3 separate regions of the Homo sapiens genome follow, and all the other regions are linked to region 1. Evidence: chromatin loops called from intact Hi-C (ENCODE). Cell type or tissue: dorsolateral prefrontal cortex. All regions are shown on one strand. Each heading gives the region's core, and the rest is flanking DNA. Links, peaks and the distances in the headings are about the cores only. Region 1 has its middle 130 kb from the start of MCHR2-AS1. Region 2 has its middle 110 kb from the start of MCHR2. Region 3 has its middle 15 kb from the start of SIM1.

Region 1 (11,103 bases), core at 3,484-8,483:
CCAGAATCTAGAGAGGCTCAGGAGCCAGACTCAGATACTCTGACCCCACCACTCTGTGAAGCTGCCAGTAGTTCTTGCCAGGCACCCTTCATGAGATCCAAACAAGGTGAGTATATCCCCTCTAACTTCAGTACTCCTCAGTTTTTTAAAAACATCATTTGTGCTTTGGGTCAAAGCCTGGAGCAAGGAGCTGTCTTCATTGTTTTATCTTCTTTCTATGTCTCCTTCTCACCATCCCTGAGGGCCAGGAGGGGAAGCCCTTCTCTTCCTACTTTCTCTTCCACTACTGTCCTAAATAACTCTATGTTCAAGTTCACCAAGCCTGGCTCTGGATATCTTAAAGAGGGAGATAGAAACTTAAATATATTTTATTTTTCCTCTCTCTCTTTCTTTCTCTCTCTCTCTCTCTCTGCCCCTCTCTCTACATCTAGCTTTCTCATGTATTGTACTATTCTCTCTTGCCAAGGCAGCATTAGCTTAGTGGCTTAGCCTAAAAATGGAAAGGAGTAAGAAAAAGATACTTTATGTAGGAGATTTATATTAATGATTTTAATATTTGCAAAATTATCCCTTTTATATCAGCTTGTGATTACAACTTTCTATCTTAACTCAAACATATATGTCCTGAAATCATTAACCCCTTTTATTTTTTCCTCAAGAGCTCAAAGCAGCAAATATTACTCTTCAGAAATGAAATTCCAGTCCCCTGTTAAGTATAAAAAGCTAACAAATAAATGCCCCAAGTTATGAAGAACTTATATCAGCTAAATGAAGAGTGGAAAATATTCTGTAAAAAGGGAGCATAGGTCATTAGTGGGTGGTTCTGTTGATTATAAAGAAAAGCCAGACACATTACTAGCATTACATGATCCTAGAGCAACTCCAATTTAGTTCCCAAGTTACAGGAGGAGCCCAGGAAAACTCCACTAATTCTAACTTATGCAATCCTCAAAAATAACATTAGTATTTTCTCCCACTTTATGGTTGAGCCACTGTAACAGTCAGGGAAGATAGTCTCAAAGGCCAGTATGGGAAAGTTATTATTTAAATGGCATCTTTAATTTTCTGAAAATCTAGGATATTCTTATTCCTCCCAAATATATTCAGATCTGTACTGAGAGCTTTTTCACACATTACAATCTAGTTATCACTTTCACATTTTTTTCTGCTAAGAATTGCCTAGAAAATAGATTAGCCAGACTGTAGGTGTGAAAACATAGAAAATGTGAGAAAAGTGAGATTTAATATTAAAGTCAGGCAGTGAAGTTTTTCCTCCGTTCTGTGAGACAGGGGGAGAGAGAGAGAGAGAGAGAGAGAGAGTGTGTGTGTGTGTGTGTGTGTGTATACGTGTGCAAGTGTGCCCCCTGCATACATGGGAGGCTACATATAGGCTAGAACCCTATATGTAGGTTCTCAGTCTTCCTTGACATGTGAGGAAAAACAATAGGGGTTTTCAATTTTAAAAAAAAGAAGAAGAAGAGGGTTTGCAATAAGAAGTTAGTCTGGATGCATAGCAAATATGCTGCAGTGAAATATCATGATATGTTAACAGGGTACATGATGGGAGTTAGCTGCAGATTGTGTTTCTATTGACTCTACTTTCCAAATTTTCTGCCATATTCTACTAAAGTGTGCATTTTTTGGCCAGGCGTGGTGGTTCATGGCTGTAATCCCAGCACTTTGGGAGGCCCAGGCAGGTGGATAACTTGAGGTCAGGAGTTCAAGACCAGCCTGGCCAAAATGATGAAATCCCATCTCTACTAAAAATACAAAAAAATTAGCCTGGGGTGGTGGCACAGAGCTGTAATCCCAGTGACTCGGGAGGCTGAGGCAGGAGAATAGCTTGAACCCAGGAGACAGAGGTTGCAGTGAGCCGAGATCATGCTGCTGCACTCCAGCCTGGGCAATAGAGCAAGACTCTATCCAAAAAAAAACAAAAACAAAAACAAAACCAAAATGATGTTTTTAAAAACCTCTTGGAGAAGTTTCAGAATGAAAGTTCCCACTGAAGTTTTCAAATACTGATTTAGTTTTTTTATCAAGCCAGTATGGGTAGAGCCAGTAAGGTTAAGGCTGTATTAGCTTTTTAGGATTAGTTTCTAAAAGCAAGATATGGAATTTTACTCACATCAAATAATAAACTTCAGGTTTGAAGCTCATGAGGAGTCATGAAATCAAGTTAAAGTGTCAGGACTAGTATTTTTTAAATAAATGAAATAGAATATCAAACATAGTCCTTTTAATAAAGGTATCATTTTGTATAAAATATGTGTGTATGCATATATGTGAATGTAAATGTACATGAATATTCATTTATATATTTCACGGGTTGAGAAGTCAAATATATTTCTTACTCTGGTTTTCATATGTCTTTCAAAAAAATTTGGAAAATGTTATCCTAAAATATCTGTCATAAGACTTTATCTATAGCAAATACAGCAGACACATACATGCACATGCCTGCAACTAAGTAAAACTGTCTACCTCCTTAGATTTTTCTCTGGAGAAGATGGCATTTTAGTTAACAAAGCACTTCATCACACCATTTGCTTAGAGAAATATGAGCTTCTGAAAAGTTGGAAACAAGAATGAAATTCCTCTGCATAATGAAGAAGACGTTTGGAATTCCCAGGTCCCAACACTAAACTGGAAGGAGGGATTTCAAAGAAAGGGGGAGGGAGATGGGGGAAGAGTAACGTGGTAGCAAGGAGGAATCTACAGAGAAAGGCTACTAATAACAGAAAATGAGTAAGCAAAGGACGGTGTATTTCATGCTCACATTCAAAATTAACTTCTCTATGGTCATATGCTCTGACATGTTTTTCATTGGTGTAACTGCCTCTGTGACTCCAAAACCATCAGTAAAGTCAGCTCCGGACACGGCCTTGAGTAGACAGTATTTTCAAGTTTAAAGAACTAACTTAGGAATAGGCATGAGGCATCCTTTTCCCAATATCTAGAGGGCCTGATTCTTGGGTTTCATAGTCATGCAAATTATTTGTTGAGTGGAAAAGAAAATAAGAAAGAAAGTAATTGTTCCAGCATTCTGTGATCTGGCACCCCAGCTGGAGTGGCCAGTGTCTATGACTCCACCAGTAGTGAAATCCAGAGGTATCTTTCCTGGCCTCTGACTGCTACTTGGGGGAAACCTTTTCAAGATAACTTGCAGCACAGATTCAAAACACAAAAGCCATAATCTAATAACACACGAATTACTTCTAGCCAACTGCCTCCTTTTCCATCCAGCCTCCTGACCCATTCTGAAGAGTGCAGAGCCCTCTGTACACCCCATGAGATGCTAGGTGCTCCATAAGGCTAATTCTCATTCTGAGATATGGCTCGGGTTGGCCCCTTCTTTCAGTGAAGAACGGCAGTGAAAGCACAACACCTTTTGCATTTACACACAGATACAACCTGATGTATAATGAGAAATAATAGAATCATAAATGCCAACTCTATTTTTAAAATCCTAACTTATTCAACCAGCACATAAAAGAACATGAATAGCAAACTTTCCATTATTTGGAAACTTCATTTTCAGCAGCTGCCACTCTTTCTCCAACCTTCCCCTCGACTTCAACCCTACAAACTCTACCAGTTACAAGTAGCAACATAAAAATAAATTGGTTTCATCTCCTTTTACTTCCAGTTCCATCATGTGAAGAAAATGAGGGAAAGATGCAAAATAGTCGGAAGGCAAAAGAATAAAAATTAGAGAGAAAAGTGCCGAGGACTTAAATATTCAAACTGCAAGATCAATCCTAGAGTAATCAGGAATTTAATGTGACTTTCACAGTCTGGAAAGCAAGCTAAAATAAATGTAGGGGCAAGTAAATCCAAGTTAAGTTGGTTTTTATGCTTGAAAGTGAAGTGCACTATTGTGTTCAAAGACTGCTAAATGATGCAGTAGATATAAACAAGGCAGTTCCCATCCCCAAGGAGTACTAGAGCACATGATGGCATGAGACATGAACATGAAAATATAATAAACAATGCTAAAAAAAACAGTTATCAAGGATATTTTTCAGATAAGCATTTTTAAACTTCAGAGGGAGTAGGAGGCTTTACAGAGAAAATAGAATCTGATCTGGTAAGTGAAACATGAATAGACAAGTTTTCAAATCTTTTGAGATGCCACCTAAATTTCTGCTGGATGCCTGATACATATATGGTCACGCGGCTCTCATGACACTGTACTGACATCCCACATGATCCTTTCACTTTGCTCTAAACCTCCCATCCCATCCCTTAACTGGTGAATATCAGTTTGATCTGTTACGGTATTCCTTTCCAACCATTGTACAAATGAGAGAAGATGAAAGACAGGAGCAAAATTCAACAGTAGTGGAGAGTTAAACATGAGCTAGTCTGTAAACGAGAGGTAAATGAGAGGGACATAGATGTTGGATGAGGGTCTGATAGAAGACAGAACCAGAGGAGAAAGTGACTCTCGGCTGCTGGGGCTGCTGATGAACACAGAGCTGTTGGCAGCTAGAAGCAAGAGCAGTGTCACACTGCTGCCTGCACTGCATTAGGTTACTTTACAATCCACCTTCCATGGAGGTGAAGGACTTTGTGCCTGAAGCTAAGGTCAGGGGTCCTAGAGACAAAAGTGGTCCTGAATCCCTCCTCTGCCATTTGCTAAATGAAGCTGTATTAGGCCATTCTTGTGTTGCTACAAAGAAACACCTAAAACTGGGTAATTTATAAAGAAACAAGGTTTAATTGGCTCATGGTTCTGTGGGCTGTACAGGAAGCATGGTGCCAGCATCTGCTTCTAGTGAGGGCCTAAGGGAACTTACAATCGTGGTGGAAGGCAAAGGGAGCCAGTGCATCACGTGGCAAGAGCAGGAGCATGAGAGCAAGGGGGCAGGTGCCACACACTTTTAAACAACCAGATCCTGCGTGAACTCAGAGCAAGAGCTCACTTATCACCAAGGGGATGGTGCTAAACCATTCCTGAGGGATCCACCACATGATCCAATCACCTCCCACCAGGCCCTGCCTCCAACAGTGGTAATCACATTTCATCATGAGATTTGGAAGAAATGAATTCAAAACCATGTCAAAAGCCATAGCTAGCTCTGCATTTGCTTCAGATTCAGAGTCTAATCTCCAAGGCTTGCTGACCTTCTCCTTCTCATTGTTGCTTCCCCTTCCTGTCTCTTAATTGTTCCCTTCCTCTGTTATCCAGTCATTTGGTCCAATAGTGCAACAGCTGGAATATCCCCTCCAAAACGCATGTTGAAACTTAAGCCCCAATGTGGCAGTACTGAGAGGTAGGGACCTTTAAGTGGTGATTGGATCATGACTCTTCTACCCTTATTAACGGGTTGGTGGATTAATGGGTTATCATGGGAGTGGAACTGGTGGTTTTATAAGATGAAGAAGACAGATGTGAGCTAGCATGTTAGCATGCTCAGCCCTCTCACCATGTGATACCCTGTGCCACCTCAGGACACCGCAACTTCCCACCAGCTGGAAGGTTCTCACCAGATGTGCCTCCTCAACCTTGGACTTCCCAGCCTCTTTATCTGCAAGAAATAAATTCCTTTTCTTTATAAATTACACAGTTTCAGGTATTCTGTCATAAGCAACAGAAAACAGACTGAGACAACTATCCTCTCTCCAACTTGACTTTATTGAAGACACTACTGTGGTGCCTTTATGTCCCCTCCCCAGAGAACTGTAGGCTGAAAACTGGAAGCAGAATCACAGAATTTGATTGAAGAAATGGACCTTAGTGATCATCTGGTACACAACCTTAGTCTACAAACAAGGAATTCAAGGCTGTAAGAGGTCAAACATCTGCCCAAAGTCACCCAAGTACAGAACTACCAGCTCCCAGCCCAGTGTTCTCTCACGGTATCACTCATCCCCCACGTCATGTGAAGCACATTGCAGAATTCAAGCTCAAACTGAGCCAGGAAGGAAGACAAAATCCAAATCCAAGAGGAGAGTAGGGGCTGATCTCATCTCCCAGAGAGGTCTGTCTGCTCTCCCCATCCAAGAGTGTAATACTGTGCTTAATAAACTTTCGCAGCTTTGCTTTGTTAAGAAAAAACAAAGGACGGTAGGGTCATTTCTAAAAGCAGAATGCTAATTATGAGAACATGAAGTGTTGATTTTAACACAGTAGAATGCTCAGGATTTGCATCAACACGGGAAGCGGAATGACGGGCGCGAGTCTCTCCGCCACATAAAACGGGCACAGAGCGCCATCTGCTGGATGTCTGGACTTCAGGCCACCTGCCACAATTGAGAATGACGGATATGTTTAAGCTTATTTCTTGTTGGGCATATCCCAAACACACACACAAATTTACTACATTGTTTATCTTGCTTTTTTCCTTTTTAATATAGCATAATGATATTTCTTTATTAATAATATATATTTCATCATTCCTTTTTAAATCTAAGCTTCTAAAATAATTGTATTATGAAAATGTCCCAGTATACACAAAAGCAGCGAGAATGGTACAATAAAACCCTCACTTAGCCTTCTGTCATATTTTTAAATTGTCAGAATTTTGTCACATTTGCTTCTCTATCTCCTCTTTTTTCTTCCTTGAATAATTAAGACAAATCCCAAGTATCATATATGCCTTCAATCTTTAGTATGAATCTCTCTTAAAAATAGACACTTCTTTTATAAACACAATATCATTATTACAGCTAACAATTCAATAACAATTATGTGTTATTATCTAATGCCTAGTCAATAATCATATTTCCCTGGATGTCTCCAAATATTTTGTATCATCGATTTGTTCAAATCAATATCAAAACAAATTGATTCAATTAAATGTAATTTAAAATTCATGAATTCAATTTAAAATCTAATTCCATTTTAAATCCATGAATTCATATGCATCTAATGGAAAAAGAGAAAGCCTACCAACAGAAACAATAAAGGGAGGGAAAGAAGGAAACAACATTTTTACCATATATTAAAGTAACTAGCCCACAAACACCTTAATCTGAAATTTGGCAACTAAAAGAAAACAGTTAAAAATATATTCTGCCTTTGATGAATAAACCATACTTCATTGTAAAAATAGCCCTATTTCATGAGAGGCGTTGTTTTTATACAGAAGAATTCCACCTAAGTGAAAGGAATGATAAGGTTAAAACATCTCCATTTTGCAACTCCTACTAAACCCAAAAAGGTGACGATCTTCAATGAATGGAACTCTTTTAGATAAAAGCTGATGAGGAACTTGACAGAAGAGGGCTCATCCTGTCATCACGTGCTCCCACTTGAACATGTGATACAAAACCAACATCACTAAAGGTTTGTCTGTGTGATTCCTGTCTTGAGGTTATGTGCTATAGTCTATCTTAGCTCTTTCAGGAGATTTTCAATTTTATGCCTATACTTCTATTTCTTATTATATAACATTATAAAGTTTCTGTTGACTCCCTACTATAAATTATTCCTCTTAATGGGGTATTTCCTTCCCATGTCTATCTCCTGCTTTGGCTAATTGTCATTTTCATTCTTCCAGTGAATACCTTGATGACATTAAGTAAAATGCTAAACTTTTTTTTGTAGGTAGTATCTACTGAACTCATCTAAGACCAAGAAATTAGCATAGTCACTTTTCATCTTCCTCTCATTGGGTGTATGTTGTCTTTTTTAAAGTTTTTACTTTTGCTTATTAATTTTCACAATATTTAACTTTTGCAATTGTATCTCTCACCATTGTTTAGCCTACATTTAAATGAATTCAACATATGTGAGCAATCCTTTTAACATTCTTCATTTATTGGGTGTCCTATTCTTGAGAAAAACTCAACTGATTTTCACCTTCATAAGTTGCTTAATTTGTCTAAATGCCTGAAAATGCTTTATTTATCCTTGAAATTCAATACCTTAATAAGGATATGTCTCCTTATTGATTTTCCTCAATCCATTTTTCCAAGCATAGGTTTGCATTTCCAGATTAAATTATTCAATTGTTCAAATTATCTTCTATGTCATCTTTGAACATACTGTCTGTTAGATTTGTTGGGGTTTTTAATTCAATGTTTGTTTGGCCTTGTCTACCACTCATATCTATTATTTTCTCAATCAGTGTCTTAATCTCTTTGTCTTTTTCCCTCTACATTCACTGCAATTGTCTTAAACCTTTCTTCTGGGTCATTCATCCAATTTTTAGCTATGCCTGTTCAGTTTCTTGCTCTTTTACTTCATTTTATTTATTAATTCAGCAATGGTATTAAATTGTTAGTACTTGATCTGTTTCCTTAGCTCAGCAAATCTCTTTTTTTCTCACAACTGCTGTTTTAGTATCTCATCTTTAAATTATTGTTCAATAACATGTTTGTATTTAGTAAGCTCTTCCATAGAGTAAAACATCCTTAGGAACATTTGTTCCTGAGTGTTCACTTCTGGATAGACTTTTCATCTGTGTTTTGCATTTGATATTTCAATACTTACTTGGTGAGGGGGATAAAGGGGCTGTTCTGCAGTATATTTGCATAGAAGCCAGGCATGATATTTTATCATCTTGCTTTTGAATAGGGAAGACAGCTTGGATTTAGTGTAGGTAATTCCTTGTGATTCCTTTCCACTTTTCTGATATCTGTGTGTTTTGTCCTGTAACTATTGTAGAGTTGGAGATCCTAAAGCTGAGAACTTGGATAAGGGAAAAGAATCACGGCTGTTGGCAGCTCTATTGCCATGCTGGCCTTTACCCTCTCCTCTGTTGCCTGGCCTAACATCTGTGTCCACAATTCCACCATTCTGTTTTACTGTATCTTCAGATGTACTTGGACTTCAGATGTTTACCCAAATGCACTATGAGGCCTGAACCAGGGAGTCAGCCATTCCCACTTCATCTCTCCCCGTCCAGGAGCTGCTGTGACTCCCCAAAGCAGAAAGTGCATAATATAGAACATGAAATGTGTTTCCAAGGTAGAAACATTTTACTTGACTCTCAGGGAGTCTTTTCCCCATCTCCTACATCCTCAGAAACCGAGTTATAACTTATATTTATTTGGTCTCTATTTGGCTAAATTTTAAATTTTTTATAATAAAAAATTAACACATTCAAAGATAGAGAAACTAGTATAAATAACCCCATGTACCTATCACCTGACTTTAGTAATTACTAATAAACACACGGCTGTTCTTTCTTCATCTATGTCCCCGTCTACCCACTCACTCCCACCCTCACCCCCGCCCCATCCCTCACACCAAGAAATAAAGTTAATCTCGACCTCAGATCATTTCATTTTTCAATCCATTGTTTATGATCCTGACATTCTTCTCCTGTCCAGCCAGTATGGTCTCCAATATGGTGAACTCAAGTGGCTATTGTCTCTCTAGTGGGTCATGGAAATGATTGAAAGGAATTCTGCCTTTGTGGAACGTTTTGCTTCCTTTGTGGAAGAAGGGCTTCTACACACTCCCTTCTGCCTGTTTTCAAGCTAGGGGTGTTAGTGAGGCTCTAGAATTTTGTTCATTTTTTTTCCTTATAATGTTTGGAGAAAGATGAGTTGGAAACTTCATGGAAGATTGCTAATTCTCAGAAACTCTGATCTTACTCTTTCACAGCCACCAGCCAGTTCCTCCTTTTTCCTGCCATTTGGTAAGGTTGCCAGATAAAATACAGGACACTCGTGCAATATTTGGGAAATAATTTTACCCCCAAAGTTGTCATTTGTCTGAAATTCATATTTTACTGGGCATTCTGTATTTTTATTTGCTAAATCTGGAAACCTTAGTTATTGGGGTGATTTTTCTGGTTTCATTTTTGTGTGTTTGCTTGGTTGATGGGTTGATGTACTTATGTATTATTTCAGTGGCTGAGTTTGCTGAAAGGAAGATTTTTGTGGTCAAGTTTTACTCTGCCATCTTAAACTAGAAAGTCTAACATTTCCTTAAACATTAAAATTACTCATTCAATATTTATATATGTGGAATTTCATTCCTTGCTTAATATGTCAAATACGCTTAGAAGAAGCATTTGCATAACTTTTGGGTATTTTTCTCTTTGCTAGAAATTTAATCAACGTTTAGGTATATCAAGCAAATCTAAATAAATAATGTCTCAGCTTGTAGCCAATGCATCAGCAACATAGTAGACAATTTTTAAGAATTTTGTTTCTATTTTTATTATTTTTGGTCAAATACATTCTTAAAGTTCCTCACCACCTAAAGTTTCATTTAGTCTAGGAGTCCCTTCCCATAGAATTCTCCAATTTGAGCTCAGAAATTTCTTCCTGTTACAGAGTGAGATCTTGACTAATAAATAATTATGGAAAGAGTAGTGGCAACGCTTCTTTGGGGCTGTTTATCTCAGTGTACATGGACTGCTAATGGACAAAGAACTCCCTATATGGTGTTGTACACTCTTTATTGTGTGTTGTAGAAGTTGTTAGTAGTCTTAGGTGGGCATTTAAACTAAATTGGCCCAATTAGACTGACAAGAAGAATTTTTATTCAGTGGTGGTCAATGATTTCCTCTCTTTCCTGCTATGTGAACTGGAGAGCCTTACTACCAACAGGCACCTTACAATCTGAAGAAAAGTCATTCTAAGGACAAAACAAGAGGAGAAAGAGCAGAAAGAACTACCATGAGACACAGCCAGAGGCCAGGTCAGCCAGCATGTGGGGCTTGTCTCTGAACTTCATGTTATGTAGATGAACAATTTCCTGAGAGTTTAAGCTTCCTTTGCCTTATGGTTTCTGCTACCTTTAGGCAGAGCATTCTATCTGATATAATTCCTCTTACATTTCTCCTCAAAATGTGACTTTATGTAACTTCCACTTGCGCAGTGGGCCACCACCAAGAACTCCATTGGGACGGGTGTGGCCCGGGAAAGCCCATCTGCAGGCTGCTCACAATCCTAAAAAGCTGGCATATCACCCACTGCACACCTCACCACCTCTCACCTCTGGCAGGAGACTTAGCTACATCCACAAAGTCCTATAAGCTGCCTCAGCCTCATTGTTCTCTGTCTGGGCACAACTGTCCTGGCTGTCTGGAAGAATGACAACCCCAACGTGGAAAATTCCTCACCCTGGAAAATTCACCTGCAATTTCTGGACTAAAGAGGCCTGCTGAGAGTCAGTCTCCAGTTGATCAAGGAAGT
Region 2 (11,103 bases), core at 3,215-8,214, 230 kb before region 1:
TATGTATGAATATATACATATGTGTGTACGTGAGTGGGTAAATGAGTGTGTGTATGCAGGCACTATCATTAATTAAACACCTACTATGTACAAGGCTTAACCAATGTACATTTCTTCTCTTATTTAATTCTTACAATTCTAGTCACTCCTTATCCAAGGTTTCACTTTCTGCTGTTTCAGTTACCAGTGATCAACCACAGTAAAAAAAAATTAAGATTTTGAAAAAGAGAGGGAAAGAGAGAGAGAGATCATAGCCACATAACTGTTGCTGCAGTATATTGTTATAATTATTCTATTTCATTATTAGTTATTGTTAATCTCTTACTGAGCCTAATTTATAAATGAAAATTTATCATAAATATGTATGTATAGGAAAAATCATAGTATATATAGTTTTCATTATTGTCTATGGTTTCCAGCATCTGCTGGGTACCTTGGAACATATCCCTATGGCTAACAGGGGACTACTGTATACATAAATACGATTCTTACAACTATAGCCCTGTATAATTAATTTATCAACTTTCAACATTCTCCATAACATTAAGATTATATGAATAAATGTTTATGTTTTATACATGGATAGAAAACTGTTGAAATGCAAAATGTTTTAGAAACTCTACTTACCTTATAGGCAATTAACATTTCTGTGCCAGGCCCTGTGTTAAGTTTCCTTATGTTTTCCCTTCCAACATTCCATGAAATGGGGCTTATTCTCTTTCTGTTATTGAGAAAATAAAGCTCCCTAGAGGTAAAATGACTTTTCAAGTTTATGTAGCTCTTTTCCTCTCTACAGTAATTTTTGTCCAGGGAAATCACAGATGATGAGGTGGATAATAATTTCAGACATTAACTGAGGTTTTTTTTTACATACTTTCTTGGTTTGCCTGTGGTTTTTCTCTCAGCGAGTCAGTGGCACTCACTGCCTGGCTGAGGGTGGGCAGATGCAACTTCCGAGGATGAAGCTGGGGGCAACACATGTTTCACAGAGAAGCCCCATGTCAGGTCCAACATGGTGCCTGAGCAGGAAAAAGGAATAGTCCAGACCAGGGCTTCTTAAGCTTACTGTGGTAAAGGGGAAGTTACTTTTTTTATAAAAATAATAAAATAAATGACAATATACATGAAATGAAACTCCTGAATTGTTTTAAAACAAGCTCTTTAATATTTAAATTCAAGTTTTAATTACTAAGTTAAATTACTACGGAAAGTTCTAAACTCTTACTGTCAATTTCTGTACTTAATTTCACAGGAACAAATGTGATGCTCTGTGTGTTTATGTCCCCCCAGAATTTTATGTTGAAATCCTCACCTTCAAGGTGGTGATATTAAGAGGTGGAGTCTTTGGGTAGGTGATTGGGTCATGACGACAGAGCCCTCAGGAATGGGATTAGTGCCTTTGTAAAAGAGGCCCCAAAAAACTACCTTGCCTCTTCCACAATGTGAGGACACAGTAAAAAGCACCACATATGAATCAGGAAATGTGCCCTCAGCAGACACCAAATCTGCCAGCACCTCAGTGTTGGGCTTTGCAGCCCCAGAACTACAAGAAATAAGTGTTAGCTATTTCTTTCTGCCTAGACTATGGTATTATGTTATAGCAATCCAAATGAGTCAGTAACTAATAATTTAAATAATTTGTATACTAAGACTGGGTTTACATAGCGCACTTTTTATAGCTCTCATCTAGGCCATAGGCCTGAGGGAAGCCACCCGGATTCCTACTCACCTCAGTTTACTGTGGGGAAGCCAGTCAGAAGTTCCCGGTCCCCAAGAGGGCAGAGAAGTGTCTGAGAAGATTGACAGACTAAAGAGCCTGTGATTGGCTTGAGAAGTACACAAAATGCATGGAATAGGCAACTGGAGGTCACAGCAGGACTGCAAGCATCAGTGGCACATGGAATGAGGTGAAGTCAATGTTCAAGATCTAGTGGGACAAGTTACACCTCAAGTGAAGGCATAAGAGAGCAGGTGTACCATAAGCCAGATATGCACCCTTGAAAATGCACCACAATTCCCTTACATAAACCTCCATAAACCCAGATTTCTCTACAGAGAAAGAAGAAGGTGGGAAAGAATCTTGAATGGCTGAGTAGTGAGTCCCCCCAAAAAAATATTAAATTTAAAATCAGAAGTGACAGAGTTATTTCAATTTGGCAAGATTCAATTTTTTGCTATTGAGGATAAGCAGGAACTCATACACTAAAATGAATTTAATTGCAGATATTTCTTAATTTCATTTTTGAAACTTGAATATGTATTTTGTAAAACATTATATTTTCTGAGTGGAATTATTTGCATTTTAACAGAAGACAATGTCTTAATCCAGAAAAGTGAATTTTTAACACGAGAATTTCTGAAAATAGTCACAAGTCACTAGGAGAGATTTTTTAAAGGAGAACTTAAATCTCCTGTGTCACAATGCCACAGAGAGCCACTGACCCAATGTGCTGAACTCTTTCAAGAAGTTCTATCGACCCACACAGAAATCATTGGCAGATCTGTAATGATATATAACATCAGATGGCTTTTTGTTTTAGAAATCATGTAATATTCCATATGTTTACTTGAGAATTTAGAGTCATATACAGGTAATATTAGAGTGGCAAATAATCCATCCAGATGATGAACTGAGAATACTCTTTCCATTAAGTGTTTTGTTAACGTATAGACCTCGGCATTCCTGTGGTACTGAAATGTTCACCGCCTTACCATAGTTATTGCTGCTCTCCCCTCCAGGCATGGGTACTCAACTGTAGTGCATGTCAGTGACCATCAAAACTTTTTAGCCACAAAGTATTTTTTTTTTTAAACTAGGTGCAGAATCTCAACATACAAAATTTGAATTTATAAAACAGACAAAAGAGGTAAAAAGGTGGAAACATGTCCACTATTAATCTCTTCATCATGTCAGTCTGTGAAGCTACGCCAAATTCTGGGTGTCTGAGGAACAAAACTGGAAACTACTTTTGGGGTTCTAGCTACATAGATGGCTAGCTCTTCCTTGAATAAACTAAACTCCGGGCTTTACATGTTGTATACTTCCTTCATATTTACAGCAGTCAATTATAACAGATGACTCACTGGAAAAAGTATTGCGAACAGTTGATGCAGGGGACATCTCATCTCTGAAGACATGGTCGGTATGATACTGTGGGCTAGGCTTAACATAAAGCTACTTCTATGTGACATATCTTTGGACTATACTAAAGATGTGGTTGGTTTTATTCACTGTGGCTTGCCAGCAAAGTAATACCTTACATTAGCAACCTAAAAAGTCTCAGGTTTCCAACTTTATTTGTTAACATTGACTCAGCTAAAAGATGATATCAACATGATTTTAGTCACATACTTTCAATGAATATATCCAGATTTATTGTTTTTACTTCTTGTGATGACATCTGAAACAAATTTTGAAAAGTAATAACATGAACATTTTATGCTGTCTTCCACTTCCTTATACTTTAATCCCCATATTTAGGGTAAAGTTTCTTCCATGAATCAGGTTTCCAACTTTCAGTTTAGTTGTATAGGGTAATAACAACATATGGTAGCTATTATCACAATCAATAGCAAAAATAACCAAAATAATTTTTGCTTCCATTTAAATATGACCACTTTCTCAATCCATTGCTTTAGGAAGACATTTCTAAACCAAGAAGATTAAGTCATAGCAAATAAGCCATTATTAATTCGTCATGTAACTTCTCATTAATTTATCTTTAAAAATACATTTATTAAACACCTACTTTGTATGAAGCCCTGTGTTTTGGAATTACTAAAGTGAATAAGCCATGATTGAACTAATGACCTGACTACAATTAAGTAGGATTGTCACATTTCTAGAAAAGAATGAAATATAACTGTCCCACTTCTTAACAGAACCTTGAGTCTCTCAGGCATGAGTTTTTGTTGCTATTCATACCAGTTGTACCCCAAGGAAAACTGCTAATGGTATTAAACCATTTAGCATAATCCCATTCTCCTGACCTGGTCCCAGAATGAAACACATGATCTAATTTGTCCAATTAGAGTGAAGCCCTGCCTAGAGCTTTGTTCAAGGGGAAGGAAGGAGAAGCTTTCCCTTCCTCAGTAGGAAGTAACAGCAGGGGTAATGGATTGACTGTATTATCAGGCTATGAAAAGCCAGCTGGAGGGCAAAACCTACAGGAAGGAGAGCAGAGCTAAGAGAACTTGAAGAAACATAGCCAAAGTTATGATCAAACCAGCCCTGTAAGTTTTTTATTACACAGGCAACTGATTGTATGGGTTTTCTACCATTTGAGACAAAAGTGTTCCAACTGAAACAATATCAAGAACCATCAACCAAAAAGAAGGTGAGAAGTTACCAAAACAACAATCAGAAGTTTCTGAAATAATCTTTCTAGTTTAGATGACATCTAAAGTTAAGCTGAAGGTTCATCATCAGTTCTAACTAAGTGATACATTTTCTTCTAAAAAAGAAGGAGCAAATATTCTGGTATCTCTTTCTAAAGGATTGATGTCTGTAAAGAATTAACTTTAGGATCAATTATTATTATTATTATTATTATTATTATTATTATTATTATTATTTGAGATGGAGTTTTGCTCTTTTTGCCCAGAATGGAGTGCGGTGGTGCAATCTCGACTCACCACAACCTCGGCGTCCCAGGTTCAAGCGATTCTCCTGTCTCAGCCTCCTGAGTAGCCGGAATTACAGGCATGCGCCACCACACCCAGCTAATTTTGTATTTTTAGTACAGACGGGGTTTCTCCATGTTAGTCTGGCTGGTCTCGAACTCCCGACCTCAGGTGATCTGCCCGCTTCGACCTCCCAAAGTGCTGGGATTACATGCGTGAGCCACGGCGCCCGGCCAGGATCACTTATTTTCTTAGATAACATCTTATCTTCAGGTAAGTGTTTTATTTATTTAAAATCTCTCCTCTTTGACTTTTGGAATAGTTACATGTGGTTGCAGAATTTGAAATCACGTGAACAAATAAGAAGCTGGTGAAAAGAAAACAAGAGTGTGGCATACTTATAATGATGCTCATTATTCACCATTGTCCCTTATCTCCATTCAGCTAAGACACTCCAGTTCCAGCAGTCTATGATTTTAAGTACTGTGTCTGCTAACAAGCTACTCGGAACTTGACAATGTGTGACACTCTGAATTCCAAACATTTCAGTTAAGTCTGTAGAATACTAAGCATGACCTAGGGAAAGCTTACTAAAAATAGCTGGTTGGCTTTTTTTAGTTAAAAGTAGAAGGTTGGTTTTATTTAAGACATAAGTTTAGTTTGCTTAGAACCCATTGATATGAAAAATTTGGGAAATAATGTTGCTTTCATATTTTAAAATACTTATCCTTCTTATCACTTTATTTCTTAGAAAGGGTGGCCCAGATAAATTGCATAAACACTAGGTGGCACTATAGTTTGAAATAACATTCAGATCAAAGTCTAAAACAGTGCGAATATATACATGGTAAAACAAAAAAAGAAAACCAAAAGAGTGTAATAAATCCATATTCCAGAAAATACTAAATACTGAAGCCTTTTAGTACTTATTAGAGGAAATAAACCTTATGCAGTTAATACACTGACTTAGTGAATTAACTTATATAACGTAATAGGTAAAAAGATAAGTCCTCCCACCCCACCCAACTGAAATATGATCAGTACTTGCTGGAAAGCAGCAACTGATTAAAACAGTTATAATTATTCAAAAATCCTTTCATTCATCCAGATGAAACCTCAATTTATGTTTCAGCATGTCCACCAAATTTTACAGCTAAATAATGTTTGTTTGTTTTCTCAGAAAACTAAAGCAAAATATATACTGGCATTGCATAATAATAAAAGAATAAGTTATGTGAGAAGTTAAAAATATGATTTATTGTTTTTTCTACTTAAATCATTGTTACATAGGTAATTTATATCCAATAATCTCAGTAAATTATACCTCATAAATTTAGGATCTTTGCTCAAAGTAAATTTTATATATAAAAATGCAGCATTTTATTGGTCTTTGTAACCAACCTGAAATTAAGGACCCTGAAAGAGTTCATGGATGGGGGCTGTCAGCAGCCTGAGCGAGTGGTGCATTTGATTCCACCTTGATGGGGACCCTGAGCCACCTGGAGACATCTCGGTTGGTTTCCAAACTCATGTCTTCTGTCCTTTGGAGCTGTCTACATATGTGATATCAAGGAGAACACCTTCATGAAATCAGAAAGTAATGCCCAATGGTGAAATAAAATTAATTTTTAAAAACTTCAACTGAATATTTGATTTCATGTAACTGAAGTCTTCATAGAGTAAATGTAAATTTGTTTTCATCGCATTTGAGAGGATAAAAAATGTGCCCTTTATCCTGATAGATCAATTTATCCTTCCTAGTACTGCTAGGTCGCATTCTCTCTTATGGAATACAGTCCTGTTAAGTGATTGGGAAGGAATATTTTCAAAATAATTGGGGAGGTTCTGTTAGAGATTTATCTAAGACTGTCTTTGCTCATAAAATATTGCCATTGTGGCTGGATAAGCTCTGAATACATTCACTATTAAAGGCAGGAATACCATTATCAAAACATAAATACACCAAAAAAAACTAAAAATGCAGTTTTTAAAACTTAGACTAATAACATATTTTGTTCATGTCATTGTTTCAAGAGAAGAAAATATTATATATTTGGAGACAGAAACTTGAATTATAAGCAACTAGAAAAGAATACAAGAGCTTTAGAGTAGCCAAAAATTACATATACTGAACTCATCTGTTTCTAGGGAACAGTATTAAGGATCATGTAATATAAAAATATATGAGATGGTTTCTGTTCTTTACAGGACTTAAAATTTTAGAGGGAAAAGGTATAAACATTTGGAAAAGTAATTAACAATAAAAGATGTAAATAACAATTCAAGGCAGATATAGATAAGAAGTTAAAGGTAGTACCTAAGATTTCCTGAATGAGTGGTACAAATACAAAACTATAAAAGTTATTTAGAAGAAAATGTATTTATTAGTTGGGGTATAGACAAGACTACTACAAAAGAGAGTTATAAAAATTAGGCAAAACTACTGTAAAAGAAAGAGAGTTCTAAGAATTTAAAGGCTTAAACACTACAGGAAAGACAGTCCAGTGAAGGTATGTAACTTGACTTCACTGGGTCATCCGGGAACCCGAAGCTCCTTCTACTTAGTCGCTTCACTGTCCACAGAGTATTGTTTTGCTTATGGTGATACTAGCACCTGGGAACGCTAAATCAAACATCTCATGGCTCAACACACTCAGCTCTCATGTGCATTAAGTCTGGAGAGTGACCTGGGAGGGGTTGTGGGAAGGTTGGGCACCTACTCCATGCAAACATTTGGAGACCTAGGTCGACTGAGGCTCTATAATCTTCTGTGTGGTTCTGGATCCTGGGCTTGTGACATCCAGTATTTATTGCTTGTGCAAATTAGGAGTCTCAAAACATATTTTTAAATTTTTGTTTTATTTTTGTTGTTTCATAGACAAAATTCTCTCCATACCTTAGCAGGTTTCTAACTTATTTATTCCTGTCAGCTCCAGGGGTAGGCAGAATTCTAAGATGGCCCTCAAGATTCCTGCCTCATGGCATGCATGCTTTATATAATGCCACCTCCTTGAGTTTAAGCAGACCTGTGAATATCATGAGGCATTATTTCCGTGATTAGGTTATTAATCAATTGACTTTTGAGTTAATCAAAAGGAAGATTATGTTGGGTGTAGTAGCTCATGCCTGTAATCCCAGCACTTTGGGAGGCCAAGGCAAGAGGATCACTTGAGCCCAGGAGTTCAGGGCTGCAGTGAGTGAAGATCACACCACTGTACTCTAGCCTGGGTGACAGAGCAAGACCCTGTCTCTAAAAAGAGAAAAGAGGGAGATTTTTCAGGGTGGGCCTGACATAATCAGGTGAGTCCCTCAAGGGCCCTTTCTAAAGTCAGAGAAATTCTACATAGGGAGGATTCCCCACTGCTGGTTTTGCAGATGGAGGGAACCACCTGCAAGGACCTGAGAGCATCCTCTAGGAGCTGAAAGCAACCCCCAGCTGACAGCCAGTAAGGAAGTGAGGACCTCAGTCTTCCAACATCAAGGAGCTGATTCTGCCAACAACCAGTGATTTGGGAAATGAAACTTGAGCCTCAGATGAGACCAATATCTTAATTGTAGTCATGTGAGAGCTGAGCAGATAATCTGGCTACACTTCTGGTCTATGGAACTGGGACAAACCTTGTTCAAAGCTGCTAAATTTATGTTAATTTCTGACGTAGCAATAGAAAGCTAATGAAATTCATGTTTCTAGATATAATTATCGAGCTCAGATTCTTGCTTTTCTCCTTACCCTCATACCTTTTTTTTTCTCTCTCAATTTAAAGCATCTTCCTTGAGGGCACCAGACTTAGGAAGAAAGGCCACAATCTTAATATGGTATTTTCCTCAAGGCTAAGTATTCACAAGCTTTTCTTACTTAAAAGCTTTTAAAGTTTTGCATCTTCTCGTTTAGGACCTATGAGTCATTGGCATTTCCAATCCCTCTAAGTCCAGTTTCTGGACTGACTTTATTCCCTATCCCTTCTCTTGCAAATGTGCTAATTCTTGCTTGTGTTCTTCCCTTTTCTTGTATAACCTTGTGTAATAAAGCCAGTTACAACTATACACACTACTAATATTTTATTTTCTAACTGCATTTGAAATTCTGAAAGAATAATTTTTAAGAAAAATATAAATTACAATAATTTTCTACTTTAAAAAGACAATAACTTTTACAAATTAATAATATAACAAAATGACAGTTTTGAAAGAACAATCTTGAAAACATAGCATTAGGCTCAGAAAGATTTTTGTCCAAATTCATTAAAACCCACAAAGAACAATTAGTCTCATGCTATTTGTACACACTTCCAGAACAGAAAGGAAAAGGAAACTTCCAATTTTTTGAAAGCAATTATAACCTTAATTCCAAAACCTGACAAAGAGAGAATGAAGATGAAGAATATAGAGATAAAGAAAAAACTTTTGAGTTTGGTATATAATAAAAAAAATTTGACAAAATATATAGTTTTGAATGTAGATGCAAAAATCTTAAAATACAATTCTGCAATATAACAACAAAAACCCAATCACCACAAGAGATATACTTCAGTACCATTGAGTATTGTTTAATATTAGCATTGGTTAGTGATATGGTTTGGCTCTGTGTCCCCACCCAAATCTCATCTTGAATTGTAATAATCCCTAAATGTCAAGGGCGGGACCACGTGGAGATAACTGAATCATGGAGGTGATTTCCTCTATGTTGTTCTCATGATAGTGAGTGAGTTCTCATAAGATCTGATGGTTTCATAAGGGTTTTCCCCCTTCACTTGGCTCTCATTCTCTCTCCTGCCGCCCTGTGAAGGGGTGCCTTCCACCATGATTGTAATGTCCTGAGGCCTCCTCAGCCACACAAAACTGTGAGTCAATTAAACCTCTTTCCTGTATCAATTACCCAGTCTCCAGTATGTCTTTATTAGTAGTATGATAATGGACTAATACAATTAGCAAGATGAAAATACATCTTATTATACAAATGGGTGGGAAAAGGAAAGATCTTGATAGATTTCAAAAAAAAGATGACATTTAAAATTTATATCTGATTAAAATTCTCAATAACATAGAAATATAACATATTTCTTTATTGTGCGGGAGAGGTGGAAATCTATTTCCAACCAACAGCCCATGTCACGCTTGATGGGAGGACACCGAGGAGAGTATCAGGAATATTTATCTCCATTATTATTTAACAAAGTAATGGAAGTTCAAGTCAAAGTTATTTTAGACAAAAAGTTGCAAATATGATTATAATTTGCAAGTAATATAATTACATACTTGAAAGCTTCCATTAATTGAAAAAATATTAAAAGTAATTTATTAAAAAGTTATGGGTAAGACAACAGACCTTTTAAATACACAAAAATATTTTAAATATCAATAATTAGTCAAAATATAATAGTTAAAAGTCTTATTTATAACAACACAAAAATAAATACCTAAAATATACTTACTAAATGTGGAAGATGTATGATGATATAATGTTCTTTGGAAATCATTTAATAAAGTTTGAAGTACTATTAGCAACAAAAAGACACTTGGGACACTTTGCTAATCAACTGGAAACCTCATAATTTTTACCATAATGTATTCCATCTGAATTAGAAATTAACTGAAAAAAAACTACAATAAAGGATTGATGAGTGTTTTTTTTTTTTACAAATTTTAGTATGAGTATAGACTTCTTTAGCTTGACTTCAAAGGCAGATTCCTTCAAAGGGAAAGATTAGTAGATTTTATTTTTAAAAATGTTAAAACAGTCATCTTCAATGGAGAGGAGGTAGGGATCAGAAGGCTCGATTATCTTTCCTAAGGATGTAAGCATATCGGAATCTCTGTGTGTGTGTGTGTGTGTGTGTGTGTGTGTGTGTGTGTGAGAGAGAGAGAGAGAGAATTCTAAAATCACTCTTGTTTTGTGTAATTTTTAATTTTTATTTTTTATAACTGTCACTTATTGAGTGTTTAATATGTTCCAGGCAATATTCACATGAGGTAGGCATCATTATTTTCATTTTACAGAAGAAGATTGAAATCTAGAGAAGTTATTGTCATCATTATTATCAGAACCAAGGTAACATTATTACTAGACTGCATATTCTGCATATTGTACTAAGTACTTTACAAAGATTCTCATTTATTTAATTCTCACAGTGATTATCTGAGCAGGAATAATTAATACTCTAATATTCAGATAAGAAATCTCAGGCTGAGAGGTGAAATAATTTGACCAGCTTGTAAGTGCCAGCCTATAATTAAAGCCTATGTCTTCCTTCACTCACCCCTCCTCCACCAGCCAGGGCTCTGAAGCATTAGTTATGCTACTGAAATTGTAAAAATCTCAAATAATCTTAAGAACAGAAATGAGATTTTTCTGTTTTTCAGAAACAGATATTTACTAAAAAGTGTAAAGAACACATTGACTTACAATTTCTATAAATTCAGTACGTACCAATTAACAATGTTAAAATGTAATGTAAAAATTGGAAAAAAACTATTTGTAAC
Region 3 (11,103 bases), core at 3,380-8,379, 610 kb before region 1:
TTCCACCCCATGAACAAGGAGGACGATGGATGCCATGCTAACCTACTGTTAATGTGAGTGTTTACCTTTGTCACTGATGCTTACCTGAGTATTTTTATTTAATTCATATAATTTATTAATATATGTAAATTGAGTTTGACATTTATATTATTTACATAATTAAAGTTTTGTGCCTCTAGATTAGGAAAAGGTGTCATATTTATCACTTTCAGTGGTTATTTGACATCACTAACCACTCAGAATGGCTTATCAAAATGGAAAGTGAAGACAGTTATTCTTCTAAACTAGTATCAAGTGAATCACTTGCTCAGGAAGTTGGAGAATATAAAGTTAGATTCTGAATTGAATCCCTAAGTTCTCAATAATATTTGTATATAGCACATTCTACTGACAAGTTTGCTGCAACTTTGAAACAGAACAGAATCTGCCCTGGAAAATGAGTTTTGCCTGGAGTCAGTATTTTCTGGTGGTTGGCTGCCTAAGAAAGGGAAAGTACCAAAGAAGGCTCAGGATAACTGGAAATATCACACCCTGTGGGCCTTCCCTCCTCTGTTCCTCTGTTGCTTGTTTCTCAATCTTTGCTTCACAAGCTGGTGGTAACTTAAATACACATTGTTTATATAGATAACTCTACTAATTTGTCACTGTATTGTCAGCACAAAGAAAAATTTATTGAGAGAAATCTGCTTGCAAAATACCTCTCCTCCCACTCTGCTCACACATCAAAATATCCTGTTTTTGACACATACAAATGTGACTTTAATAACGGAATAAAATATAGACTCACTAAGCATTCCTGTACCGTTTCCATCCCTTGTTTCTTCAGCCTTTCTCTCTTTCTCTCTCTCCTCACTATTCTTCTTTGAGTCTCCTGATTTGTTGGGGTGGAGAAGGGGTTGATAGGTCTAGTGTGGGGACAGCAGTGATGAAAATCTCTAACTCCTGAGAGACACAGGTCAAATTTCTCTTTGTGCTGGCAAAGAAACACACGGTCACTGCCAAAACCACAGAGTAAAGTCTTCTAAAAATCCCCTCAGACAGCGATGTTTTAGAGTTAAGCCTTTTCATTTATATTTGGACAACCACCTGTTGACTTCTACTGGCGCTTGTCAAGGGCGGGTAGATGGCGGGAACCTGGAGCAGAATTAGCCCATTCAAAGGGCTTGGTGTTCCCCTTTGAAGAGGCTGCCACTGTTTTTAACTGAGCCTAGTCAAGGCTCATAAGATCAAAACATGAAAAACAAAAAGGAAAGCGTTTACTTGGGACAGGGTCTCACTCTCCTCTTGAGATTATCACAGCATTCTCAGACCATCCCTTTTAATCCAGGAATCAATTAGAGCAGTCTTTACAATGTATTTCCTAGTCCTGAAAGGCAGTCAGTGAGAGCCAGGGGAAAAGACAGAGGAGAAAATCCATGCTGGATGTGGAGGGTGCAATGGTGGGTCCTGCCCGATGACTCCTGCTGTGGCCACACATTTTCCAGGGCAGGCTTTTTCTCTGCTACAGAGGAAGAAGGTGGGTTGGAAGCAGGTGAAGCCAGAAGTAAGAGAATGAAGTACAAAATATGCTTCAGTTAGGAAAGTCTCATTTAAGCCAAATTGCAAGTTTGTGATAGGAAAAGTGTCTGCCATAGATTGACATCTTTGGTGAGATGCGGACACTCAGTACTGACTGAGTTACCTAATTCTCCAGTTGACCTAGATTAAGCCATTCTACCTACATCTCGGGGTTTATAATGAGCTCCTTATGTCTCAGGGGAATGGATCTGTGTTAGGTACTTCAAAAGGCAGATGAAAAACTGCAAATGTTCTATTGCAGGTGGTGGGGAAGAGTAGACAAGTCTAAGAAATTAATTAACAACAATAAATTCAAGAATTTATGAATGTATACTATACTCTAAGCCCTAAGGGAACACATTGATGAACCCATCATGGATCCTGCCCAAATAAAGGTGTATATTATTAATTATTCTTAACAATCCCTAAACGAGATAAGAAGATAAAACTCAAAACTGTATAGCTGGCCTGGCATGGTGGCTCATGCCTGTAATCCCAGCACTTTGGGAGGCTGAGGTGGGAGGATCACCCAAGGCCAAGAGTTCAAGACCAGCCCAGGAAATATAGGGACACTTCCATCTCTACAAAAAGTGAAAAAGTTAGCCAGGCATAGTGGCACACACCTGTAGTCCTAGCAATTTGGGGGGCTGAGGTGGGAGGATCGCTTGAGCCCAGAATTTAAGCCTGCAGTGAGCTGTGATTACACCACTGTACTCCAGCCTGAGCAACAGAGTGAGACCTTGTCTCAAACAAAATAAAACGAAACATAACACAACAAAAATTGTATAACTGTTTTTCCAGAATAAAACATTCCAATGTCTCTCTTCTGGAAACAATCTTTTGGCCAATTCAAGAGCATAAACTGGATGATGTCTTTTACTTACTAATGTAACATTTATTGTGCACCTCTGCAGAGTCAAAATTATGCTAAGGGCTAAGAAGCATACAGGCAGCTGGGGTGAGAAAGGCATCTCCCCTCCTGCCCTGTGAGCTGTAACATTCTGACAAGGGCAAGCACACAGGTCCACCAGGTTCCTCCTGTACCATGGACATGGGTTTTGCCACAGCTTGCAATTCATTGCCCTTTATTCTCATCCATGCCTACTCCAGCCACTCTTCAACCTAGACACTCAACTGAGCTTCCACAGAGCTGGGGTAAAATAAACTGGCTCTGCATGCTGGGGACTAGGGGACCAAAGCCAAACCCAGACGGTTTGTCCTTGCCCTCAAAGTCAACATGGTCAGTTCTAAATCAGGGTTTCTGTGAAGTGTTATGGGAATACGAAAGGTAAATATTTGCTTTTGGTGGGAGAGAAACAGAGACTTCTATAGTCCTGATTAAACACAAGATCAGCTACAACCAGGCTTGGGACAGGGCTGGAGCTGGCTAAACAAGATTAGAGCTTTGTTGGAGCTATGAGAGCCCATCAGGTGTTCAATTCCTCAAATTTATTTTTTGGTTTCTTGATTACTTAAAAGTAGTATTGGGCTTTGAAAGCAGACAATAAACAGACATGTCACCTAGACAAGGTAGCCTGTGGCAAGAGCAGGCACTCTGTACAGCAAAGAAAGTACATCTACACCTGCCCTTCATTTCCACCCTCACTTTGCTGCCCCTCATAGCCCAGTCCTTCATCGGTACTCTTTCACTAGGTGGAAATCATCCTTGTCATCCATCCTGCATCCTGCAGGTTGCTGCCAAATCATTTTCTCCAAAAGGCCCTTTGCACCTTGTCATAGCCAGATTCCAGCAGGAACAGATGGGCATATGCACAAAATTTAACTGAAAATAGTTTAATAAAAGAACTGTATACAGAAGTGGATCAGGATTCAGATATTACCAAAGGATGCCAAATACTGAGGGACTAGCAAAAGTAAGATCTTGACCCAGGTCTGAAAGGCTAAGAGGAGAAAGATGGACTCCCTCAACTGGTGAGAGCCATAGTTATAGAAGAGGGAATGCCCACCAAAGTCAAGGCCTAGAAAAATATGATCATGTAAAAGCCATGGCAGGAAGAGGATGATGCAATGAACATTCCAGCTTTTCTCTCCCCCATCTCTCAATGGTTACCCACTGGTTAAACCCAACCAGAAGCTGAAGGGAACCCCGCTTCCCTCTGGAGTCCCTGCATGGGTTCAGTGTCTGTGGCATAGAGCAGGATAGAAAGGGTAGAGAATGAATCTGAAGGGGAAGGAGTTCTTTTATATCGGTATCTCATATAATTCCTATGGTTAAATTGTAGATCGGCATCTTACCCATTTTACAGATGATGAAATGAGGCTCAGTCAGATTACATGTCTTAGCAAAGGCCTCACAACTAATAATATGGCCACATAGAGTCAGAATTCAAATTCAAATTCGTTGTATGACTCCAAAATCTGTGTGCTCCAACCAGGGAAGCTGCACCGATGACTGGACTTGGGGATTGGTGGGGTCTAGGAAAGGAGCAAGATGGGAGATCTGAAGATGTCATTCAGGGGTTGATTCTGTTGACTTTGATCAAGTTGAGACCATGAACTGAAATAGGAAAACCAGGAGGGACATATTAGTTGTATGTGCCCACCCATGCTGAATCTGAGGGCCCTAAGGAAAACAATCATTTAGTGGATGTGTCTAGCATGCGATATGAACACAGGTCTGGAGTATCCGGAGGGCTCAAAGCCAAAAAGAAATATTTGCAACCATGGAGTAGGGTGATGGCTAATACCTTGAGGGTAAAGAACATCACCCAGGGGACTTGCTGGGCAGAGATGAGATGAAGACTCAGGCAGGGCCATCCAAGACCCCTGCACTGATCATTTCCTCATTACCAAGGGATTTCAAGGCATTTCATAATGCGTAGCCTGGCACAAAAGGCCCTCCTCCACTGGGCCCCAGACTTCAGCATTCTTTCTCACTGATTCCAGCAACCAACTCTCTTCTCTGGTTAAACCTACTTGCACTCTCCCAGCTCTTCCACTTTCCCATACCCCAAGCCTTGACCTGCCCACGCTCCACTCCTCCTTTGAGGCACACTATGCCCTGGGTGATGGCTCCCTTTTATGACCTTTGGTAGTCCCCACATCTTCACCCCACAGCATATCCTGTCTTACAGACCCTGTGCCTTTGTCTCCATCTGTATGAAGAATTACGTGCTCAGCATACATTGGACGTAGATAAATTGAAAAATACCAGTTGGCTTAATCATTTGCTTATTTTGGAGATGGCCAAACATCAGTAAGGCCAGCTTTTTTGTTTTATTCAAATTAGCTCGCCTTGGCCAGGCATGGTGGTTCACACTTGTAATCCCAGAATTTTGAGAGGGCAAAGTGGGAGGATTGCTTGAGACCAAGAGTTAGAGACCAGCCTGGGCAGCATAGCAAGATCCTGTCTCCACAAAAAATTTTAAAAATTAGCTGGGCATGGTGGTATGTGCCTGTAGTCCCAGCTTTTCAAGAGACTGAGGCAGGAGGATCACTTGGGCCCAGTAGGCTGAGGCTGGGGTGAGCCAAGATTATGCCATGCCTGGGCAACAGAGCAAGACATTGTCTCTTAGAAAAAAAAAATAGCCCACCAGTGTGGGCTACTTTGTGTCCAAAACAGTGATCCAAACATAGTAATGGCAATATTATTAGAATATCTGGGTGGGCTTCCAAAGGGACTATATGAAAGGGAACGGCACTCACTGGATATATATTATAGCGCCTAAAGTCATGATGGGCGCAGTAGGTAGTCACTGGTCAACTTCTGACCATAGCACATATTTTCTTATAATTTGGGGCAAGTTACTAAATTTCCCTCAGTCTCAGTTTTCTTACTTGTAATAGTGTCACTTATTTAATAGGTTTACCACGCAGATCAAATGAGATAATTCTTAGCCCAGGCCTGACAGCTAGTAAGACCTTAATAAATGCTAGAAATCATTGTTATTATAATTACTTCAGCCCATCGAGTTTAGCTTATTAGAGCTAGAAGGAACTGCATAGAAAATTCAGTCCCAGCACTTAATTTATAGATGAGCAAATGGATGCTCAGGTGTCAGGACATGATCGGATGGAGCTCAGATATAAAACAAGTCCTGTGTTCCTTCGTCCACTGGCCAGCACTACTCAAGAGTCTGTGTCACATTTTATACCTGCACAGGCCCATGCTTTTACTTGTATTACATGCAGTGAGGCAGAGTGATCTAGATCTGTTTTTTGTTCATTTTCTGAAGAGATAGAACATTTATGTCAAATCCAATCTACCTTGATCAGACAGGAAATATAATAAAACATTTAAGACAAATCTTTATAGAGCAAAAGTTATACCAGTTTGTAGTTACAAAAATCATTGCTGGTGACCCTAATTCATACCAACACTTACGGGAATAATGAAAGCAAACATGTGAAGAGTAAGGTTGAAGTGAAAGTCACAGGGGTGTTTTGTGCATGACTGGTTTTTTGTTAGTTTTTGGGTTTTGTTTGTGTTTTTAGACCACTGTCTGGGTCAGAGAAAAACACTTGTAATGAAAATGTCCACCTATAGGTGGCAAACTTGTACTGCTGTCATTCTGTCCTTGGGTGCCCTTGCAAGTAAATGTCACTTGGAATGGAGATGAAAATGAAATTTGAAGAAAGAAAACAAGAAATCTAAATGGATCCAGAAACAACACTCTCACAAAAATTTTAAATGAAAAAAAAAACCATGTAATAATCTCACAAGATACTTAGTCTGATTCATCTGCAAGAATACCTCATGAAATTGCACCAGATGCATTTATTCAGGATCCATTTCAGAGTTCCTACAACATAGCACACCCTGGTTTAGAGTGGGAAAGACACATCCCTGCCTTGAGAGTGCTGACAGCTGGGAGCCTTCCACCTGCAAAGCACTTCCAGCAACATCTCTCATCTGACTTTTGCTGTTGTCCCCGATGTCATAGATAAGAAAACAGAGGCTCAGAGACACCAGGGGAGCGGCAGACTGGAGCCCAGCTCCTTAGAGTCCAGGTACTGTCTCTGTCTGCCACTTTATGCTACTTCAACATAAGGCAGAAAGTGACAAAGTGATCCAGGATTAGGGGGTAGGAATAACTAATTCTTTGGGGTGTATCACTCACAGGAAAGCCCCAGTGGTTCTTCCAGAGCCTTTGTAAATAGAATGACCTTGGACTCTCTCATTTCTGCCCTTCACCCTGGCTAACCAACACTTACTCCCTAATCGTGAAAGGGGGGTTGTTTCCCAGAGTGAGGGTCAGGATCCCCTGGGGACTCTAAGGAAAGTAGTGAAGACTTTAATTTACAGTGGCCAGGCTTGGTGGCTCACATCTGCAGTTCCAGCTGCTTAGTGAGGCTAAGGTAGAAGGTTCACTTGAGCCCAGGAGTTTGATGCTGCAGTGAACTATGATTACATACCACTGTTCAACCTGGGTGACAGAGTGAAAAAAAAAAGACTTTATTAACGAGAAATAATTCTTTTTTTTTTTTTTTTTTGAGACAGAGTTTTGCTCTTGTTGCCCAGGCTGGAGTGCAGCGACGCGATCTTGGCTTACTGCAACCTCCGCCTCCCGGGTTCAAGAGATTCTCCTGCCTCAGCCTCCCGAGTAGCTGGGATTACAGGCATATACCACCATACCCGGCTAGTTTTATATTTTTAGTAAAGATGGAGTTTCTCCATGCTGGTCAGGAAATCCCGACCTCAGGTGATCCGCCCGCTTCAGCCTCCCAAAGTGCTGGGATTACAGGTGTGAGCCACCGCACCTGGCAAGAAATAGTTATTCTACCCTACTTTTAAAAACTTTTGATATAGTATACTCATTTAAATGTGTTTAATTAAAACAATATTGAGTGCCTGTTTAAACGTATAAAGAGGGTACAATGTGTTTTTCCATGCATTCCTTGCTCCTTTGAAGATTTTCCTATGTATCATCCCAGGCTTATCCCTAAGTATTTACATATATGTAGATACGTAAGTGTGGATATAGAGAGAATTTTCTTTGCCCAATTCATGTAGTACTCTGCTGCTTGCTTTTTTCATTTAACAATATAACTTGGAGAGCTTTAACTAGACCTATGTTATGCAGTTTAACGTGGCATGGGGTTTATAGTTTGAATGTACCATAATATATAAACCATTCCCTTCCCTACTGGTGGATGTCTAGGTTGTTTCTGTTTCTCACTATTACAAATAGGTCTGTAGTTAAGTCCTTTTACATATACCTGTGTACATGTGCAATATCTCTGAAGGATAAATTCCTTAAAATAAAAATATTGTTGGACCAAAGCATAGATATGCATTTTGAATTTAAAAAAAATACTGTTAAATTAACTCCCACAAAGGCTGAACTGCCTTTTTGTTGACCCTCTCTCTCATTAACTTTCTATTCACAACCTATACTGTGGGCCACTTTTATTCTGTTTTAACTTTTGTTTTGTTTTGTTTTGAGACATGGTATCCCTCTGTCACTCAGCCTATAGTGCAGTAGTGCAATCATGGCTCACTGCAGCCTTGAACTCTTGGGCTCAAGGGTATCCTCTTGCCTCAGCCTCCTGAGTAGGTGCGACTATAGGCACACACCACTATGCCCGGCTAATTTTTACAAAATTATTTTTTGTAGAGATAACGTCTTGCTATGTTGCCTAGGTTGGTCTCAAACCCCTGGGCTCAAGTGATCCTCCTACCTCAGCTTCTCAAAGTCCTGGGATTACAGGTGTAAACCACTGCGCCTGGGCCTATGTTTTAACTTTAATCTTGAAGTCTTCCTTCTCCTGCTTTCTCTCACCACACACTCATTTCACCGAAAACTCTGTTAGATTTACTTTCAAATACATCCAGAATCTAGCCACTTCTCACCACCTACTCTGCTATCACTTGGTTGAAGCCACCATTACCCCTGCACTGGATCCCTGTAGTAGTCTCCTACGCATCTCCTTGCTTCTGTTCTGCCCTCCTTCAAACTACTGTCAACACAGCAGCCAGAGTGACCCTGTTAAAACAAGTCAGATCATTTCATCCCTCAGCTCAAAATTCTGCAGCGTATCCTCACTTCACTTCGTGAAATCCTTATGATGACCTCCAAGGGCCTATGTGATCTGCACCTACATTCTCTTCTCCTACATTCTCCTCCTCCCCATCTGTACTCTGCCATGGACACTGACCTTCTTGCTACTCCATGAATCCTCCAGGCACACCCCACATTATGGTCTTAGCAGTCCTCTCCTTCCTGATATCCACTTGACTAACTCCTTCACCTCCTTCAAGTTGGCTCAAATTTCTCTTTCTCAGTAAAGCCCTTCCAATACCCTTATTCAATACTGCAAACATCCCCCATCGGCGTCCTATACTCCTTGCTCTTCTTTTTCTTTTCCCAGAGCATTTACAACCCTTTTACCTGCTATGTAATTAACTTTATTATGTTCGTTGCCTACCTCTCCCATTTGAATTTCCATGCCACATGGGTGGGGATCTTTGCTGTTTTGTTCACTGGAAAAAATCTTTCATAAATATCTGTTGAATTGGAGTCGCCATTCCTCTCTCCATTGCAATGGTGAAATAGCTTCAAAAAGCTGTAGTTTTGACACTGAGTCATTCCCTTGTGGATGATGTTGTCCTATTGCTTTTTAAAGATAAGTTTCGAAAAGGAAAAAAAAATAGAAAAATTGGACATCATCAAAATTTTAAACTTTTGCTTGTGAAAGACTCTGTAAAGGGGATGAAAAGACAAACTACAGACTGGGAGAAAATATTTGCAAATCACAAATCAAACAAAGAATATATATAATCTCAGAACTCAACTGTAAAAAACCACACACAGGCAATTCAATTAGAAAATGAACAAAAACAAGAACAGACATTTTACCAAAGGGGATACAGAGATGGCAGATAAGTACATGAGAAGATATCTAACACTATTTGCCATTAGGAAGATGTAAACTAACAAACACCACAATGATATCAGACCTATCTGAATGGCTAACATAAAAAAAATCACGTCAAATGCTGGCCAGGCACGGTGACTCACACCTGTAATCCTAGCCCTTAGGGAGGCCAAGGCGGCTGGATTGCTTGAGCCCAGGAGTTTGAGTCCAGCCTGGGTAACCCTGTGACACCCCCTTCTCTACAAAAAATACAAAAATTTGTCAAGCGTGGTGGTGTATGCCTGTAGTCCCAGCTACTTGGGAAGCTGAGGTGGGAGGATCACTTGAGATTGGAAAGTCGAGGCTGCAGCATGCCTGGGTGACAGAGAGAGACACGATTTCAAAAAAATAAATAAATAAAATGCTAGTGAGGATGTGGAGAAAACGGATCACTCATACATGGTGGTAAGCATGTAAAGTGGTACAGTCACAAATATACTTTTACTTTTTCTTTTAAAACCAAAAATGGACTTCCCATACCACCCAGCAGTTGTACTTTCAGGCATCTGTGCCAGAGAAATGCAGACTTATGTTCATACAGAAACTTGTACAGCAATGCTCATAGCAGCTTTATGTATAATATACAAAAACTGGAAACCACCCAAATGCTCTTCAACAGGGTGAACGGTTAAAAAAAAACTGTAGAACATACATACCGTTGAATACTACTCAGAAATAAAAAGGAATGAACTACTGATACGTGAAACAATATGAACTGATCTCAAGAGGTTGTGCTGAGTGAAAACACCAATCTCGAAAAGTTACATTATATATGATTCCATTTACATAACATTCCTGAAACAAAATTATCAATGGAAAAGAGAGTAGTGGTGTCCAGGGTTTAGAGATGGGGATGGAGGGAAAGAGAAAGCTGTAGCTATAAAGGGGTAATATAAGGGAGTCTTGTGGTGATGGTGCAATTCTGTATCTTAATTGTAGTGATGGTACACTAAGCTAAGCTACACATGTGATCAGACTGCATAGGTCTATGAGCACACACACACGGATACACACACGCAGGCACACACACACGCACACTCACGAGTACAAGTGTAACTGGAGAAACCTGAATGAGCTCTGTTAATTGTACCAATGTCACTTTCTTGGTATTTATACATACTGTAGTTACGCAAGATGTTACTGGGTCAGGCAAGGTAAAGCGTGCACCAGAATTCCCTGTACATTTCTTTGCAACTTCCTGTAAATCCATAATTATTTCCAAATTGAAAAAATAAAGGACAGGGCGCGATGGCTCACACCTGTAATCCCAGCACTTTGGGAGGCCGAGGCAGGTGGATCATGAGGTCAGGAGATCGAGACCATCCTGGCTAACACGGTAAAACCCTGTCTCTACTAAAAATACAAAAAATTAGCCAGGCGTGGTGGTGGGCGCCTGTAGTCCCAGCTACTCGGGAGGCTGAGGCAGGAGAATGGCGTGAACCCGGGAGTCGGAGCTTGCAGTAAGCCGAGATTGCACCACTGCACTCCAGCCTGGGCGACAGAGCGAGATTCCCTCTCAAAAAAAAAAAAAAATAAATAAATGTGAAGAAAAAAGTTTCAAGAAGAAATCCAGGCCAGCTTTCAATTGGGATGTTTTCCCCTGGGGTTACTGTCCTTATTTCCAATACATCTAACTTTAACTTCTTTTTATTTGGTCTTTTTCACTTT

Evidence for each region. Peaks named below come from ENCODE experiments on the same cell type or tissue, not always from the same donor. Only the 100,000 strongest peaks of a DNase experiment are listed, where the experiment ranks them.
Region 2: a loop joins it to region 1, with 11 times the contacts of the local background. A loop is called at or near these places in 67 of 110 quality-filtered maps.
Region 3: it touches region 1 in a loop (6-fold over the local background); 19 of 110 quality-filtered maps call a loop at or near these places.

Annotation. Positions count from the first base shown.
Region 1 is chr6:99,863,374-99,874,476 of GRCh38, reverse strand. No RefSeq gene overlaps it. Among named protein-coding and RNA genes, the nearest start is that of MCHR2-AS1, 130 kb to the left of the region's middle. In dorsolateral prefrontal cortex, for the core only: CTCF peaks have their summits at 6,018 and 6,218 (motif pointing left); a DNase peak (open chromatin) is centred at 6,196; H3K4me3 peaks cover 526 bases; H3K27ac peaks cover 1,803 bases.
Region 2 is chr6:100,093,937-100,105,039 of GRCh38, reverse strand. No RefSeq gene overlaps it. Among named protein-coding and RNA genes, the nearest start is that of MCHR2, 110 kb to the right of the region's middle. In dorsolateral prefrontal cortex, for the core only: CTCF peaks have their summits at 5,207 and 5,411 (motif pointing right); a DNase peak (open chromatin) is centred at 4,839.
Region 3 is chr6:100,474,599-100,485,701 of GRCh38, reverse strand. No RefSeq gene overlaps it. Among named protein-coding and RNA genes, the nearest start is that of SIM1, 15 kb to the right of the region's middle. RefSeq lists an enhancer at 900-1,009 and a silencer at 2,675-2,969. In dorsolateral prefrontal cortex, for the core only: CTCF peaks have their summits at 5,851 and 6,051; no DNase peak of the experiment used is centred there.